Linked DNA regions of Homo sapiens: region 2 is linked to region 1. Evidence: read pairs that join two places in POLR2A ChIA-PET (ENCODE). Cell type or tissue: HepG2. All regions are shown on one strand. Links, peaks and the distances in the headings refer to the core of each region. The heading gives the core; the rest is flanking DNA.

Region 1 (8,288 bases), core at 289-8,288:
AAAAAAAAGAAAAGAAAAAAAAAAAAAGAAGAAGAAGAAAGTACCGAGAGTTCCCATATCCCCCTTCAGGCTCCCCATTTTTCCTATTATTAACTTTTTGCATTAGTGTGGTACATTTGTTACAACTGATGAGCCAGTATTGGTATATTATTAACATAGCCCAGCCGGGCGCGGTGGCTCATGCCTGTAATCTCAGCACTTTGGGAGGCCGAGGCGGGTGGATCGCCTGAGGTCAGGAGTTCAAGACCAGCCTGGTCAACATAGTGAAAACCCATCTCTACTAAAAATACAAAAAATTAGCTGGGCGTGGAAGCGGGTGCCTGTAATCCCAGCTACTCAGGAGGCTGAGGCAGGAGAATCGCTTGAAACTGGGAGGCAGAGGTTGCAGTGAGCCGAGATCGCATCATTGCACTCCAGCCTGGGCAACAAGGGGGAAACTCCGTCTCAAAAAACAAACAAACAAAAAAACATAGTCCATATTGATACATTATAATTAACTAAGTCCATAAGTTACATTAGGCTTTACTCTTTTCCACACACAAGTATGACATGTATCCACCATGACACTATTACATCATACAAAATAGTTTCACTTCTGTAAAACTCCCCTGTGCTCCACCTACCATCCCTTCCTCCCCCCAACTCCACTTCCCTGGCAGTCACTGATCTTTTTATTATCTCCATAGTTTAGCCTTTTCAGAATATCATACAGTTGGGGCCAAACGCACTGCCTCATGCCTGTAATCCCAGCACTTTGGAAGGCTGAGCAGGAGGATTGCTTGAGACCAGAAGTTTAAGACCATCTTGGGCAACATAGCAAGACCTTGACTCAAAAAAATACATATATATATGTCATATGGATGGAATCATAGTTTGTAGTCTTTCCACATTGATTTCTTTCGCTTAGCAATATGAATTTAAGGTTCCTCCATGTTTTCTAATGGCTTGATAGCTTTTTTTTTTTTTCCTTGAGATGGATCCCATTATGTTGCCCCGGCTAGTCTTAAACTCCTGAACTAAAGTGATTGTCTTGCTTCAGCCTCCAGAAAAGCTGGGAATAGCTGAGACTACAGAAACATGCCATTTTTTTTCCTTTGTAGTAGAAGTTAGAAAGCTTTTTTTTTTTTTTGAGATGGAGTCTTGCTCTTTCACCCTGGCTGGAGTACAGTGGCGCAATCTGGGATCACTGCAACCTCTGCCTCCCGGGTTCAACCGATTCTCCTGCCTCAGCCTCCCCAGTAGGTGGGATTACAGGCACGTGCCACCACACCCGGCTAATTTTTGTATTTTTAGTAAAGACGGGGTTTCACCGTATTGGTCAAGCTGGTCTCGAACTCCTGACTTTGTGATCCACCTGCCTCAGCCTCCCAAAGTGCTGGGATTACAGGTGTGAGCCACCGTGCCCGGCCTTTTTTTTTTTTTTTTTTTTTTGAGACAGAGTCTTACTCTGTCACCCAGGCTGGAGTGCAGTGGTTCGATCTTGGATCACTGCAACCTCCACCTCCCGGGTACAAGTGATTCTCCTGTCTCAGCCTTCTGAGTAGCTGGGATTATAGACGCCTGCCACCACACCCGGCTCATTTTTTTTGTATTTTTAGTAGAGACGGGGTTTTACCATGTTGGCGAGGCTGATTTCAAATTGCTGACCTTAAGTGATCCAACCGCCTCGGCCTCCCAAAGTGCTGGAATTACAGGCGTGAGCCACCGCGCCTGGCCTCAAAAAAAAAAATTTTTTTTTTCAGGACGGCGTCTTGCTCTGTCGCCCAGGCTGGAGGGCAGTGGTGCGATCTCGGCTCACTGCAAGCTCTACCTCCTGGGTTCACGCCATTCTCCTGCCTCAGCCTCTCGAGTAGCTGGGACTGCAGGCGCCTGCCACCACGCCCGGATAATTTTTTGTATTTTTAGTAGAGACGGGGTTTCACCGTGTTAGCCAGGATGGTCTCGATCTCCTGACCTCGTGATCCACTCGCCTCGTCCTCCCAAAGTGCTGGGATTACAGGCGTGAGCCACCGCGCCCGGCCAAAAAAATTTCTAATACGGCAAATATTGAAAGATATAATCCACATAAACAAAGCTTTTAGGGTCTTCTATAATTTCTAACACTGTAAATGGTTCCCAAGACCCAACTGTTTGAGAACCGCTTCTCTGGGATGCCTTCTTCTTTTCCTGCTGGCTAATCCCAGTGGAGAGATTTAGGTATTTAATTCTGCTCCAGACTCACCTCTGAGAACCTTCCCTGATGGGCCACACTCTACTCACTGCCCTTGCTCTGTATCCCCTCTTCAGTTATGTTGTTCCTGTTTCCCTGGCTGCTTTTAATTTTCTTTCTTTCTTTTCTTCCCGCCTTTTCTTTTCTTTCTCTTTCTTTTTCGTTTTTTGTTTTTTGAGACGGAGTCTCACTCTGTCGCCCAGGCTGGAGTGCAGTAGCGCGATCTTGGCTCACTGCAACCTCCGCCTCCTAGGTTCAAGCGATTCTCCTGCCTCAGCCTCCCGAGTAGCTGGGATTACAGGCGCACGCCACCATGCCCGGATTATTTTTGTATTTTTAGTACAGACGGGGTTTCACCATGTTGGCCAGGCTGGTCTTTAACTCCTGACTTCAAGTGATCCGCCCGCCTTGGCCTCTCAAAGTGCTGGGATTACAGGCTTGCTGCCGCACCCGGCTTGTTTTTTTTTTTTTTTTTTTTTGAGACGGGGTCTCACTGTGTCCCCCAGGCTGGAGTGCAGTGGTGCGATCACAGCTCCCTGCAGCCTCGAACTACTGGGCTCAAGCGAACCTCCCACCTCAGCCTCCCGAGTAGCTGAAACCACAGGAGCGCGCCACGACACACAGCTAACTTTTTTTTTAGTGTTTTTTCTTTTTTTGTTGTTGCCTTTTTTTTTTTTCTTTATCGATCCTCCCGCATTGGCCTTCCAAACTGTTGGGATTACAAGCGAGAGCAGTGCCCGGCCCCTACTGCTTTGAAACCTCGGTTCTTTGCAGGTCCTGGAAAAGAAAGTGAAGGGGTCGTGCAATGGCTCAAAACCCAGGCAACATTTCCAGGCGCGTCCTCAACTCGGCGTCACTCTGACAAAAAGTTTGCCCTTTGCGCCCGATCCCTCACACCAGAGAGCACCGCAGGGACGCAGGGACGGAGAGGACTAATGGGGTCGGGGAGGACCCAAGGAAGTTGGGGAACTCAGACTCTTTTCAGTGTTTAAAAAGCAGAGGCCCCCTCGGAAGGCATAACAGGCGAGTCTAACAATGCCCCTGGAGATCAACGGCACTAAGGGGTACCTTTGCCCCGCTCCAAGGCTCCTTGTTCCGCCCCCTGCCGCCAAGCAAGGAATCCGGCGCCGCCGGTCGTGGGTAGTATTTACGACAGTGCTGGCGCTTTGCGGCCGGCCGCACAGCCGCTGACGCGTCGGGAGGCGGAGCCTAGGGAAGCAAATTCTCCTGGCGGCCTCCGTTCAGACGCGGCAGCTGTGACCCACCTGCCTCCTCCGCAGAGCAATGGCGGTGTCTGCCGGGTCCGCGCGGACCTCGCCCAGCTCAGGTAGGCTTAGGACCCCGCCCTCCGGCGGAGAGTTCCTAGGAGCGCTGGTCTCAGAGGGGCGGGGGCGGGAGGACGCCCAGTGTCTCCCGGTGAGGCGGGGGGGGGGTCCTCTGTGGGGAAGGGGGCGTGCTGTGAGACATTTGCAGCCTGCGGCTTCTGAATGATGATGACATTCGGGAACACTGCGGTTAGGGGACTGTAGTCTGAGGGGTTCTGGGACATTAGGGGATCGTGGAGAGGGGGCTGCACTGCAGGGATGTTTCCTATAGTCAGATCATTGAGGCAACCTCATTGAGCCGACCCGGGTGGGCGGAAGCTCTGAGCTGTTGGTGCAGTGATTTCTTTGATTTGAGGTGGAGCCCACCCCCGCACACATATTTTCTCCATTTATTGATTGCAGATAAAGTACAGAAAGACAAGGCTGAACTGATCTCAGGGCCCAGGCAGGACAGCCGAATAGGGAAACTCTTGGGTTTTGAGTGGACAGATTTGTCCAGTTGGCGGAGGCTGGTGACCCTGCTGAATCGACCAACGGACCCTGCAAGCTTAGCTGTCTTTCGTTTTCTTTTTGGTGAGTCCAGTTTATGGGTGGGAGCAATTTGGTTGAGAGTGGAGAATGACAATCTCTATTTTTTGGTTGCAAGTAGACTTAGCTCCCTTTTCCTCAGAGCTGAAGACATTGGTATAAAAGAAGAGGTCTTTGCGAAGTTTAGGATTAAACCTGCTTTGTCTCCTACAGTTAGGATTTACTTGGTGGCCAGAAATGCTTTTTTTTTTTTCCTTAGACGGACTTTCGCTCTTGTTGCCCAAGCTGGAGTGCAATGGCGCTATCTCGGCTCACTGTAACCTCCGCCACCCGGGTTAAAGCGATTCTCCTCCCTCAGTCTCCCGAGTAGCTGGGATTACAGGCGCCCACCACCACACCCGGCTAATTTTTTATTTTTTTTGTATGTGTGTTTTTAGTAGAGACGGGGTTTCACCATGTTGGCCAGGCTGGTCTCAAACTCCTGACCTCAGGTGATCCGCCTGCCTCGGCCTCCCAAAGTGCTGGGATTACAGGTGTGAGCCACCGTACCCAGCTAGAAATGCTATATGATATGTAGAGGCGAGGCAGCAGTGACCCATTTTGCTTGTGGCATGAAGTTGCCCAGAAGACTCAGAGAAACAGAGCAGGGGGCCACAGGGACCATACCTTTTGGCTGTGACTCCCTAATCAAGAGCTTCTTAACTGAGGCCGCAGCATGGTGTGCTTGGAATGGTTTACAGATGTGCAGAGATATTAGTCCCCTTAGCCCAGTAGTTCTCAACTGGAGGGAGTTTTGCTCCCTGGGAGACATTTGGCAATGTTTAGAGACATTTTTAGTTGTCACAACTTGGGGGAGGAAGAATAGGTGGCTGCTGGCATCTCTATAGAGGTCAGGGAGTGCTCCTAAATGTCCTGTAGTGCATTGGATAATCCCCTCAATAAATAATTAACCAGCCCAAAATGTGACTAGTCCTGAAGTTGAGAAACCCTGCTTTATCTCAAGCTGGCTTCCTGATCTGAGTAGCCTCTTCTGTTTATTCCCAGGGTGTTGACGAAATGCAACTGTTTTTGGAGTGTGCCAGGAAGCAGAAAAGGTTGAGAAGCACTCCCAGAGCACTTTCTTTCTTTCTTTCTTTCTTTTTTTGAGACGGAGTTTCGATCTTGTTGCCCAGGCTGGAGTGCAATGGTGTGATCTCGGCTCACTGCAACCTCCGCCTCCCAGGTTCAAGTGATTCTCCTGCTTCAGCTTCCCGAGTAGCTGGGATTACAGGCATGCGCCACCACACCTGGCTAATTTTTTTGTATTTTAAGTAGAGACGGGGTTTTTCCATGTTGGTCAGGCTGGTTTCGAACTCCCAACCTCAGGTGATCTGCCCACCTCAGCCTCCTAAAGTGCTGGGATTACAGGCGTGAGCCACCGTGCCTGGCCTCCCAGAGCACTTTCTGAAGCTCAATAGGATGGATCTTTATAGCTGTCAAGACCCTAACAGTTTTTATAGCATTTTGTGCATTTCTGTAATTTAATCCTCTCTGTAGTCCTGTGATGTATTCCCCTTCTCACAAATGGGGAATTGGTTAACCGAGCTGCAGGGGCTGTTCTAGATGGCACAACAGATGTAGTACTGTGCAGAGTAGGCACTCAATAATTAATACTGAATAAATGGCAGAGCCAAGATTAGAAAAGAAGTCTGACCCTGGAGCTGCACACTGTCAACTGTGTTCCACTGTATTCTACTGCTTCCTTAGCTGAGGCCCAATGACCAACTCCCCTATTGCCTTCTTAGGGTTCTTGATGGTGCTAGACATTCCCCAGGAGCGGGGGCTCAGCTCTCTGGACCGGAAATACCTTGATGGGCTGGATGTGTGCCGCTTCCCCTTGCTGGATGCCCTACGCCCACTGCCACTTGACTGGATGTATCTTGTCTACACCATCATGTTTCTGGGTGAGGGGAACTGTGGGAAATATTGACTGGCCTGCCAGAAACACAGAAATAGAAGCATGCTGGTGAATGGTCAAAGTCTTTGGCACCTTATTTCACTTCTGCTGTGATCAATTTCATGCTGTTGACCTGTGTGTCACTTAAGCTGTGATCCCATAATTCTTTTTAAAATATTAAAATAACATTTAATTTTCATTTAGTTTTATGTGATTATACAATGCTTGATTTTTCTTAATTCCAACCATATCCTGGTCCAGGGAAACTGGGCCTGTGGTGATCTCTTGACCTCTTAATCCTCTCCCTACAAATCCCAGGGGCACTGGGCATGATGCTGGGCCTGTGCTACCGGATAAGCTGTGTGTTATTCCTGCTGCCATACTGGTATGTGTTTCTCCTGGACAAGACATCATGGAACAACCACTCCTATCTGTATGGGTTGTTGGCCTTTCAGCTAACATTCATGGATGCAAACCACTACTGGTATGAGTCAGGGGGGACAAAGGGGAGGGGTTGGCTGGGTCAGGATGGTTATCAGAGATAGGGGCCCAGTGAGGTTCTGGAATTTTTCAGTCATGTTTGCAAAGTATGGTTACAAGGTCACTTTGATCTAGGTGGATTTGGGAGGGGAAAGGGCCAACTAGTTGGAGCGCTTGGGATGACACAAAGCAAAATGGCTCCATCCCACCCCTTCAGTCTTTCCCTATCTCCCCAGGTGCCTTGATTTATTCACCTCTTGTAACCCTCTTAGAGAGAAAAACAGAATACTAAAGCCAGACATGGCTGTTTTCAGATACTTTAAGGGTGGTTATGTAGAAGAGGGAGCAGACTTTCTCTGTGTGAGTCCAGAAGGGCAGAGTTAGAGCCAAAAGTAGAAGTTGCTGTGAGGCAGAGATCATGTCAGGAGAAGAGGGCCCACCAGGGCTGCTCAGCATTGCTGTTCTCGGAGGAGGTAACCCTTCCCCATTTCTGGCTTAGGTGACTGTCTCTAAGGGGAGGTGGAGAAGGGATTTGGAGATAAGGTGGTGGGGCAGTTGACCTTAAGGATTCTTTATATGTTGAGTGAAAAGTAATAAAATAGGTGTCAATAACATGAGTATGGGGAAAAAAACTCAAACATTGAATTCATTAACAGTCATTAAGTTTTATTTATTTTTCTTTTTATTTATTTATTTTTAAATAGAGATGGGGTCTCGCTTTGTTGCCCAGGCTGGTCTTGAACTTCTGGGCTCAAGCAGTCCTCCCACCTCGGCCTCCCAAAGTGCTGGGATTACAGGCATGAGCCACTGTGTCCGGCCTATTTGTTAATACACACATACAAAACCCCTTTGGTAAAACTTGAAACTCATTCAGAATGGCCAGCTCTGATCATAGAGAATTAAGAGGCAGTTTTGATAGAATATCTCTGAAAAGTTCCGTTGTGGGGATATTTGTTGAGATGGCATCTCACTGTGTCGCCCAGGCTAGAGTGCAGTGGCGTGATCATAGCTCACTGCAGCCTCAACCTTCTTGTGTTTAGGTGATCCTTCCATCTCAGCCTCCTGAGTAGCTGGAACAACAGGTGTGTGCCACCACACTCAGCTAATTTTTAAAATTTTTTGTAGAGATGGGATCTCACTATGTTGCTCAGGCTAGTCAGAAGTTCCATTTTTATGACTTTATGCATTTTGAAAAAATCACTTATCATTTATTCAGGGTTTTCCACATCGCAGGCACTATACTAAATATTTAGAGTTTTTCCTCATTAAAACCCTGTAAGGTCGATGGTGCTGTTCACATTTTATGTTTTTTGGAGTCAGGGTCTTGCTCTGTCACTGAGGCCAGAATGCAGTGGTGCAGTCATAGCTCACTGCAACCTCAAACTCCTGGGCTCCAGAGATTCTCTCGCTTTAGCTTCCCAAAATGTTGGTATTATAGGTATGAACTACTGAGCCTGGCCTGTTCACATTTTAAAGATAAAGAAGCTAAGTATTATTGACGAGTGAAGAATTTGCCTAAGGTCAGCTAGCAGTTAAGAAACAGAAGTGAGTCCAGGTGTTCATGACTGCAGAGTCCAGTGCTCTTGACCACAGTGTAAGCTGCCCCTTTCCCAGCTTCTACTTCTTGAAAACTTGCTTTGCTTCTGCTTCCCCAGAGTACATCTGGTGTTAGTAGCCTGGGTCTAATCAGTTCTCTTCCAGAATACAAGCTGTTAGCAGGAACCCTCTTATACTGGATCCTGGCACCCAGGTCTATGAAATGTTAGTTTATGTTGTGTGTTACTCTGCTGTTGAGGGTTTTCATTTTTTT
Region 2 (8,332 bases), core at 219-8,218, 92 kb after region 1:
AATGCCAGGTGTGAATTTCTCAATGTAATGTCTTTATGAAACATGGCAAGTTTAAACATAACCATTCCACTACTGCTCTCCTCTGAATTCTGTTTTATGTTTTCAGAATGGTTAAAAACAAAGGAAGAATCTTTAAAAAAGTGTTTGTTAATCTCTCAATAACTTTCTACTTAATAGCTAGGAACTCGACCAAGCTATGTGATCTTTATAAAACCTTAGACTACTTGAGAGCTGGTAAGAAGATAAAGTTCAACAGATGTGAGTTTGGATTAGCTGGTGACCTAAAGGTTGGTAAGCTATTTAACATCTCTAAGCCTTTCTGTCCTCACTTGTAAAGGGGAATACGAAATTTATTCAGTAAATACGTTTTGAATGCTTGCCACATACCAGGCCCTGTTGTAGGCACCAGGGATACAAGGATAAACAAGACGAGCTTCCCGCTCTCATGGAACTGATCACAGAACATGAATATTCAACAAGAAATTACATAATTAATTGTAGTTTATGCCAACTGCAATAACAGCACCTACCCCAGCAGACGTTGTGAGGATTAAATGAGTCAATGTGCAGTCAGACACATTCAAAACTGTTGTCATAATACTATTTATAAAATCACATGGGCAATAGAGTCTTGCTAACAGTCCTAAATAGTATAAATGCATGTTGGGTATTAGATCCTCTTTTGTTTTTCACATATATTTAAATGGCAACTTGGTTGTGGGTCCCTTATAACAAATAGGAAGGCATGCTTTCCCTTGATGTTGGAGACACGGTCTTACCAACCTAAGGAAGGATGAAGCTGAACTTGTTTATTGCTGTCAAAAAGAGCAGTTCAGGCTGGGGGTACTGGCTCACACCTGTAATTCCAGCACTCTGGGAGGCTGAGGAGAGTGGATCACATGAGGTCACAAGTTCGAGACCAGCCTGGCCAACATGGTGAAAATACAAAAAATTAGCTAGGCGTGGTGGCAGGCATCTGTAATCCCAGCTACTCCGGAGACTGAGGCAGGAGAATTGCTTGAACCCGGGAGGTGGAGGTTGCAGTGAGCCAAGATCGCGCCACTGCACTCCAGCCTGGGTGGATGACAAGAGCGAAACTCCATCTCAAAAAAAAAAAAAAAAAAAAAGAACAATTTAGCATTGCCATTAACTGGATCAGCAATGCCTAACCCGTAAGTCTTGAGTCCTAGGGGAGTGGGGGGTTAGGGCACAGAGTCTTTGCCAAATGTTCCTAAATCCTTACATGTCCTAAGTATTGTCTGTAGAATGAAAATATCTTTTGCCTACATATGGACATTGTCATAATCTATGTAGCTGCTGATGGGATGAATACAGTATAGCTTCCTTTAAATGAGTCACTGAAGTTTTACTGTGCCCAGCATTTTTTCATTATGTATTTTCTCAGTCAAATCTTATCCTGGGCAGGCTGCAGTGGCTCATACCTGTAATCCCAGTACTGTGGGAGGTAGAAGCAGGAGGATTGCTTGAGACCAGGAGTTTGAGACTAGACTGGGCACTCAGTGAGACCCTATCTTTACAAAACAATATTAATAAAAAATAAACCAGACGTGGGGGCATGCACCTGTGGTCCCAGCTATTCGAGAAGCTGAGGCTGGAGGATCACTTGAGCCCAGGAGGCAGAGGCTGCAGTGAGCTACGATTGCACCACTGCACTTCAGCCTGGGTGACCGAGCAAGACTCTATCAGAAAAAAAAAAAAATTATCCTGCCTTTTCCTGGCTGAAACCCTTTAACAGTTCCTCATTTGTCTCAGGATAAAGTCCAAATTCCCTCCCAGGCACAACAAGACTCTGTTGACCTTTCCTGGCATAGTGCCTGCCCCACCTCCCTCCCACCCCCATCCCACCCCCATCCATCAAGTTCTGACATGAAGCCTCTTCCAGGCCGTGGCATAGAGCCCTGGGGCCCAATTCACATATGCGGGCATCAACAGACCCAGAGCTCCTGAATAGGAGAAATACCCACAGCTCTAGCAGGTGTCATGCCAGCTGAGGTGGCACCAGTCCACTGGGGCACCGGATGCGGGTGGGCCTCCCCTCACAGTAACTTCTTCCTCCAGTTGCCGTTGTATCAACCCTGCCTCGCCGCTGCCCCACCACCACTCCACAAGCCAGTTTCTGAATTAAAGCCATTTTCCTTTCAGGGGTTTTAAAAATAAGCAATCCTGGAAGTAATAAAGCTTCTTGATTATCAGTTTTCCATGGACTCGCTTTCTTCAGTGTTATTTGGAAACCCAAGGTCCATAATGCCAGTGCCTTCACAGGCTGTGTATGTGAATTATTTACCCCCTGGAGAAAGTCATAGACAGCTGCAGCGAGGGAGTGATAAAAGTATTTTTTGGCCGGGCACGGTGGCTCACACCTGTGATTCCAGCACTTTGGGAGGCCAAGATGGGCGGATCACCTGAGATCAGGAGTTCGAGACCAGCCTGGCCAACATGGCAAAACCCTGTCTCTACTAACGATACAAAAATTAGCCGGGCATGGTGGCAGGCACCTGTAATCCCAGCTCCTTGGGAGTCTGAGATAGGAGAATCGCTTGAACCCGGGACGTGGAGGTTGCAGTGAGCCAAGATCATGGCCACCGCACTCCAGCCTGGGTGACAAGAGCAAAACTCCATTTCAAAAACAAACAAGCAAACCAAAAAATGCCGGGCACAGTGGCTCACAACTGTAATCCCTGCCCTTTGGGAGTCTGAGGTGGGCAGATCACTTGAAGTCAGGAGTTCAAGACCAGCCTGGCCAACATGGTGAAACCCCGTCTCTACTAAAAATACAAAAATCAGCTGGGCGTGGTGGCAGGAGCCTATAATCCCAGCTACCTGGGAGGCTGAGGCACGAGAATCACTTGAACCCGAGAAGCAGAGGTTGCAGTGAGCTGAGATGACACCACTGCACTCTAGCTTGGGCGACAGAACAAAACACTGTCTCAAAAAAAAAAAAAGTAGTTTATTTTTTACTCTTCTCCTCACCTTAAAACTCTCCAAAAATGAAAAAGAGAAACAACTCCATCTTTTAAAAGATGAGGAAAAAAGAGAGTAATCACTCCAGTTATTAGTTTGAAATATTGTTCCAACAAAAGAATATACTTAACATGTATGTAGTTTCACTAATAACAAAAATGAAAACATGTACCTATTAACCAGCTTTAAGAAAATAGAAGCCGGGCTTGGTGGTGTGCTCCTGTAGTTCCAGCTACTTGGGAGGCTGAGGTGGGAGGATCCCTTAAGTCTGGGAGTTCAAGGCCAGCTTGAGCAACATAGCAACACCCTGTCTCAAAATAAAAGAAAATGGAATTTAACTGGTGACTTTGAAGACTGCTTTGTGCCCCTCCTCAGTCACCTCTTCCTCTCCCTCCTGTGATAACCACCATCCTGAATTTGACTTAATAATAATTCCCTTCTTTTCCTGAGTGTTATTCTTCGTGTATATTTTCCCACACAATATGTTTCAGTTCCAGGGAACTTTTGCATTTTATATAAATGAAATCATTCAGTCAAGTATATAGTCTTCTGTGACTAACTTTTTTCACTTAACTGTGTTTTTAAGACTCAACTGCGGCCGGGTGTGATGGCACGCTGCCTGTAATCCCAGCACTTTGAGAGGCCGAGGCAGGCAGATCACTTGACATCAGGAGTTCAAGACCAGCCTGGCCAATGTGGTGAAATTCCATCTCTACCAAAAATACAAAAATTAGCCGGGCATGGTGGCGTGCACTTGTTATCGCAGCTACTCGGGAGGCTGATGCAGGAGAATCGATTGTTACAGTGAGCCGAGATTGCGTCACTGCACTCCAGCCTGGAGGACAGAGTGAGACTCTGCCCCCCCCACACACACACATACACACACACCCAACTACTACCATGTGCAGTGATAGTTTCACTCATTTTCACTGAAGAATTGTGTTCGATGATATGAGTATGTGACGTATTTACTCATCCTCCTGGTGACAGTCATTTGCATGTTTTCAGCTTTTTGCTATTACAGACAGTGCTGAACATTCCTGTACCTGTCTTTAGCTTCAAAGGCTAGGTGGCGGCACAATTCCAAACTGCCACGTATAGATAAGGGCACTGCTCTGGAAGGCCCAACTTAACGATCCATTGTTTAGAACCACAAAAGGCAAGCAGCTGGAATGACTCCAGAGAAGTCAGCTCCACCCTGCAGGCTGCAGGGAGTGGGAGAGGTGGAACTAACAGAGAAGTTATGTGTAGATCCATGTTAACCATCTATGTCTCAGCCTCCCAGCTGAGAAAACTGCTGCTGGAGAGGGAGCCAGAGGAGAGGGCCTGAGGGAACAGCAATCATTAGAAAGTCTATCTTAGAGTCTGTTGCTACACTGCCCTCCTACATCCTGAAAAGAAGGGATATGGCCCAAGACAGAGGAGAAAACACATTTGGTGATAGGTTGTTTGAAAAAAAAAGTCAGCTGAAAACTGTGGTCTGTTCCAGGTCACTTGCCTCATCTTTCTCTAGATTAATTTTTAACCAATAACTGGTCTCTTTCAAAGATGAGCAATGATCAGAAAGACCTTTGTATAATTAATGCAACTTCCAGTTAAACGAGGTGGTATTTTTATCCTCCCCCACCCAAAACCCTACTGAAAGGCCAGTGAAGGAATAGAAAGGGCCTATCCTCACCGTCACCCACGTGAGTCAGGAAACATCAGTAGCTGAGAGAAGCAACTAAGGTAGCAAAGCGCAGGAAGATATGGTTTGACACGTCTGCAGACTCCATGAAGGCACCAGAGACTGTGTGTAAGGTGGGGGTGGAAACAGCTGAATATTGAATTGCTAGATCATAGGCCCCTTCCTCCCCTCCTTAAAGCCAGGGTGACCACCAGCCTGAGCAGGAAACTGGGGATTCGGGCCTCGAAGGAACTAAATCCGAAAGGCTCTTGACTTGGGGACACAGACCTTAAGGGGGCCAGTAAATTATGTGGAATTAGAAACACAGGGATTAAGAGGAGGTCTGGCTGGGCACGGTGGCTCAAGCCTGTAATTCCAGCACTTTGGGAGGCCTAGGTGTGCAGATCACTTGAGGTCAGGAGTTCGAGACCAGCCTGACCAACAGTACAACCCCATCTCTACTAAAAATACAAAAATTAGCTGGGCGTGGTGCCACATGCCGGTGGTCCCAGCTACTTGGGAGGCTGAGGCAGGAGAATGGCTTGAGCCTGGGAGGCAGAGGTTGCGGTGAACCAAGGTCGCACCACTGCACTCCAGTCTGGGCAACAGAGTGAGACTCTGTCTCAAAAAAATTAAAATGAAAATGAAAATTGTGCAGCAGTTTGACTCCAATGATAAATTACTGTAAACAACAGAAATGTCCATGAATAGGGGATCGGATTAAACAAAATGTGATATATTGTGCCAATGGAATGCTACTTAAATAATGTGAGAGTAGTATATTTGATGACATAAAAACATGCATGGCATGTATGACATGAAGAAAGCAGATTACAAAATAGCATGTCAGACCAGGCACTCTGACTCACGCCTGTAATCCCAGCACTTTGGGAAGCTGAGGCAGGTGAATCGCTTGAGGTCAGGAGGTAGAGACCAGCCTGGCCAACATGGCAAAACCCCATCTCTACTAAAAATACAAGAATTAGCTGGGTGTGGTGGTGTGTGCCTGCAATCCCAGCTGCTCAGAAGACTGAGACATGAGAATTGCTTGAACCTGGGAGGCGCAGATTGCAGTGAGCCGAGATGGTGCCACTGCACTCCAGGCTGGGCAACAGAGTGAGACTCTGTCTCAAAAAAAAAAAAAAAATAGCATGTATATGGTAATCTCATTTTGTGAGGAAAAAATATGTATGTATCTGTCTGGAAGGCTAAATACCAAATGTTAACCATGGCAGGGAAAAAAGTAAATTTGTTCCCTGAATGGTGAAACTTCCATTCACTTTGCCCCTTCCTTCACTTTGCTCCTAGATCATAAGTGGTCCCCACCTGCTATAGTTTAAATGTGTCCCCCAAAGTTCATGTACTGGGATCTTGATTCCCAATGCAACAGTGTTGAGAGGTGGGATTTTTAAGAAGTGAGTAGGTCATGAGGGCTCTGTTCTCATGAATAAATTAATGCTATTATCTCAGGAATATGCTACTTATAAAAGGACAAGTTAGGTTCCCTTCCTGACGACTCTCTCTTGCTCTCTCTTGCCCTTCCACCTTCTGCCATGGGATGATGCCATAAGAAGACTCTCATCAAATTCTTAGCAGATGCCAGCACCATGCTCTTGGACTAGAACCAGGAGCCAATAACTTCTTGCTTTGTATAAATTACCCAGTCTTAGGTATTCTTTTATAGCAGCACAAAATGGACTAAGACACATAAGCAAAAAGCAAATGAAAAACATACATCAGAATAAGGATTACTTTGTGGAAAAGAGAATCCAGTAAATACTTTATGATTTCAAAGAATGTATAGATGATGAAAGATGAAAATGATAGAAGTACAGTGATATGATTTGGATCTGTGTCTCCAACAAATCCCATGTCAAATTGTAATTCCCAGTGTTGGAGGTAGGGCCTGGAGGGAGGTGATTGGATTATAGGGGCAAAATTCTCATGAATGGTTTGGAACCATTCCCTCAGAGCTCTTCTTGTGATAGTCAGTGAGTGAGTTATCATGAGATCTGGTTGTTTAAAAGTTTGTGGCACCTTTCCCCTTCTCTCTCTTCCTCTTGCTCCCACCATGTAAAATGTAAAATGCCTGCTTCCCCTTCGCCTTCCACCATGACTGAAAGCTCCCTGAGACCTCCCCAGAAGGCAAGCAGAAGCTGCCATGCTTCTTGTACAGCCTGCAGAACCAGGAGCCAGTTAAACCTCTTTTCTTTATAAATTACCCAGTCTCAGGTATTTCTTTACAGCAATGTGAGAACAGACTAATACATACAGTCATGTGCTGCATAACAATGTTTTTGATAAAAAATGGACTGCATATGTGATGATGATCCCGTAAGATTATAATAGACCTGAAAAATTCCTATTGCCTGGCACAGGATGTGGAGGTGGAAGACAGGGATATCAACGATCCTGACCCTGTGTAGGCCTAGGCTAATGTGGGTGTTTGTGTCTTAGTTGTTTTTGTTTGTTTGTTTGTTTTATGCAAGTTCTCACTGTGTCACCGCCCAGGCTAGAGTGCTCACTGCAACCTCAAATTCCTGGGCTCAAACGATGCTCCCACCTCAGCCTCCCAAAGTGCTGGGATTACAGGTGTGAGCCACCATGCCTGGTCACTTTTTTCTATTTTTAAAAAATTTATTTTTAAAAACTTTTGGGCTAGGCACAGTGGTGTGAGCCTGTAATCCCAACACTTTGGGATTACTCTTGAGCTCAGGAGTTTGAGACTAGCCTGGGCAACACAGTGAGACCTCATCTCTACAAAAAATAAGCAAGCTTAGCTAGGTGTGGTGGTGTGTGCCTATAGTCCCAAACTACTTGGGTGGCTAAAGTGAGAGGATTGCTTGAGCCCAGGAGGTCGAGGTTGTAGTGAGCCAATATTGAGCCACTGCACTCCAGCCTGAACAACAGAGGGAGAGCCTGTCTTAAAAAACAAAACAAAACCAAAAAAACAAAAAACTTTTGGCTAGGCGTGGTGGCTCATACCTGTAATCTCAGCACTTTGGGAGTCTGAGGCGAGAGGATCGCTTGAGCCTGGGAGTTCGAGACTAGCCTAGGCAACATAGCAAGACCTTATCTCTACAAAGAAAACTTTAAAAATTAGGCCAGCATGGCGGTACTCATCTGTACTCCTAGCCACTGGGTGGAAGGTAGAGGGCTGAGGTGGGTGGATCACCTGAGCCCGGGAGGTTGAGGCTGCAGCGAGCCCTGATAATGCGACTGCACTGAAGCCTGGATGACAGAGTGAGACCCTGTCTCAAAAAAGAAAAAAGAAGGCCAGGCGCTGTGGCTCATGCCTGTAATCCCAGCACTTTGGGAGGCCGAGGCGGGCGGATCACAAGGTCAGGAGTTCAAGACCAGCCTGACCAACATGGTGAAACCCCATCTCTACTAAAAATACCCAAATTAGCCGGGCATGGTGGCGCACACCTGTAATCCCAGCTACTCAGGAGGCTGAGGCAGTAGAATCGCTTGAACCGGAAGGTGGAGGATGCAGTGAGCCGAGATCGTGCCATTGTACTCCAGCCTGGGCTACAGAGGGAGACTCTGTCTCAAAAAAAAAAAAAAAAAGAAAAGAAAAGAGCTTATAAAATGAGGATAAAAAGAAAGAAAATATTTCTGTAAAGCTGTACGATGTGTTCGTATTTTAAGCTAAGTGTTATTACAAAAGAGTCAAAACATTTT

The links. Peaks named below come from ENCODE experiments on the same cell type or tissue, not always from the same donor. Only the 100,000 strongest peaks of a DNase experiment are listed, where the experiment ranks them.
Region 2: POLR2A ChIA-PET joins it to region 1 with 10 read pairs; 9 of 35 experiments call an interaction of 5 or more read pairs at or near these places.

What each region holds. Positions count from the first base shown.
Region 1 is chr2:85,556,634-85,564,921 of GRCh38, reverse strand. GGCX (gamma-glutamyl carboxylase) reads left to right here and starts at 3,429. Exons shown (of 15, transcript NM_000821.7): 1 at 3,429-3,536; 2 at 3,937-4,107; 3 at 5,847-6,005; 4 at 6,317-6,482. The coding sequence starts at 3,494. RefSeq lists an enhancer at 3,226-3,455. In HepG2, for the core only: no CTCF peak of the experiment used is centred there; DNase peaks (open chromatin) are centred at 3,371, 5,031 and 6,521; H3K4me3 peaks cover 3,361 bases; H3K27me3 peaks cover 376 bases.
Region 2 is chr2:85,464,674-85,473,005 of GRCh38, reverse strand. No RefSeq gene overlaps it. Among named protein-coding and RNA genes, the nearest start is that of SH2D6, 50 kb to the right of the region's middle. In HepG2, for the core only: a CTCF peak has its summit at 4,061; DNase peaks (open chromatin) are centred at 1,785, 4,095 and 4,515; H3K4me3 peaks cover 1,759 bases.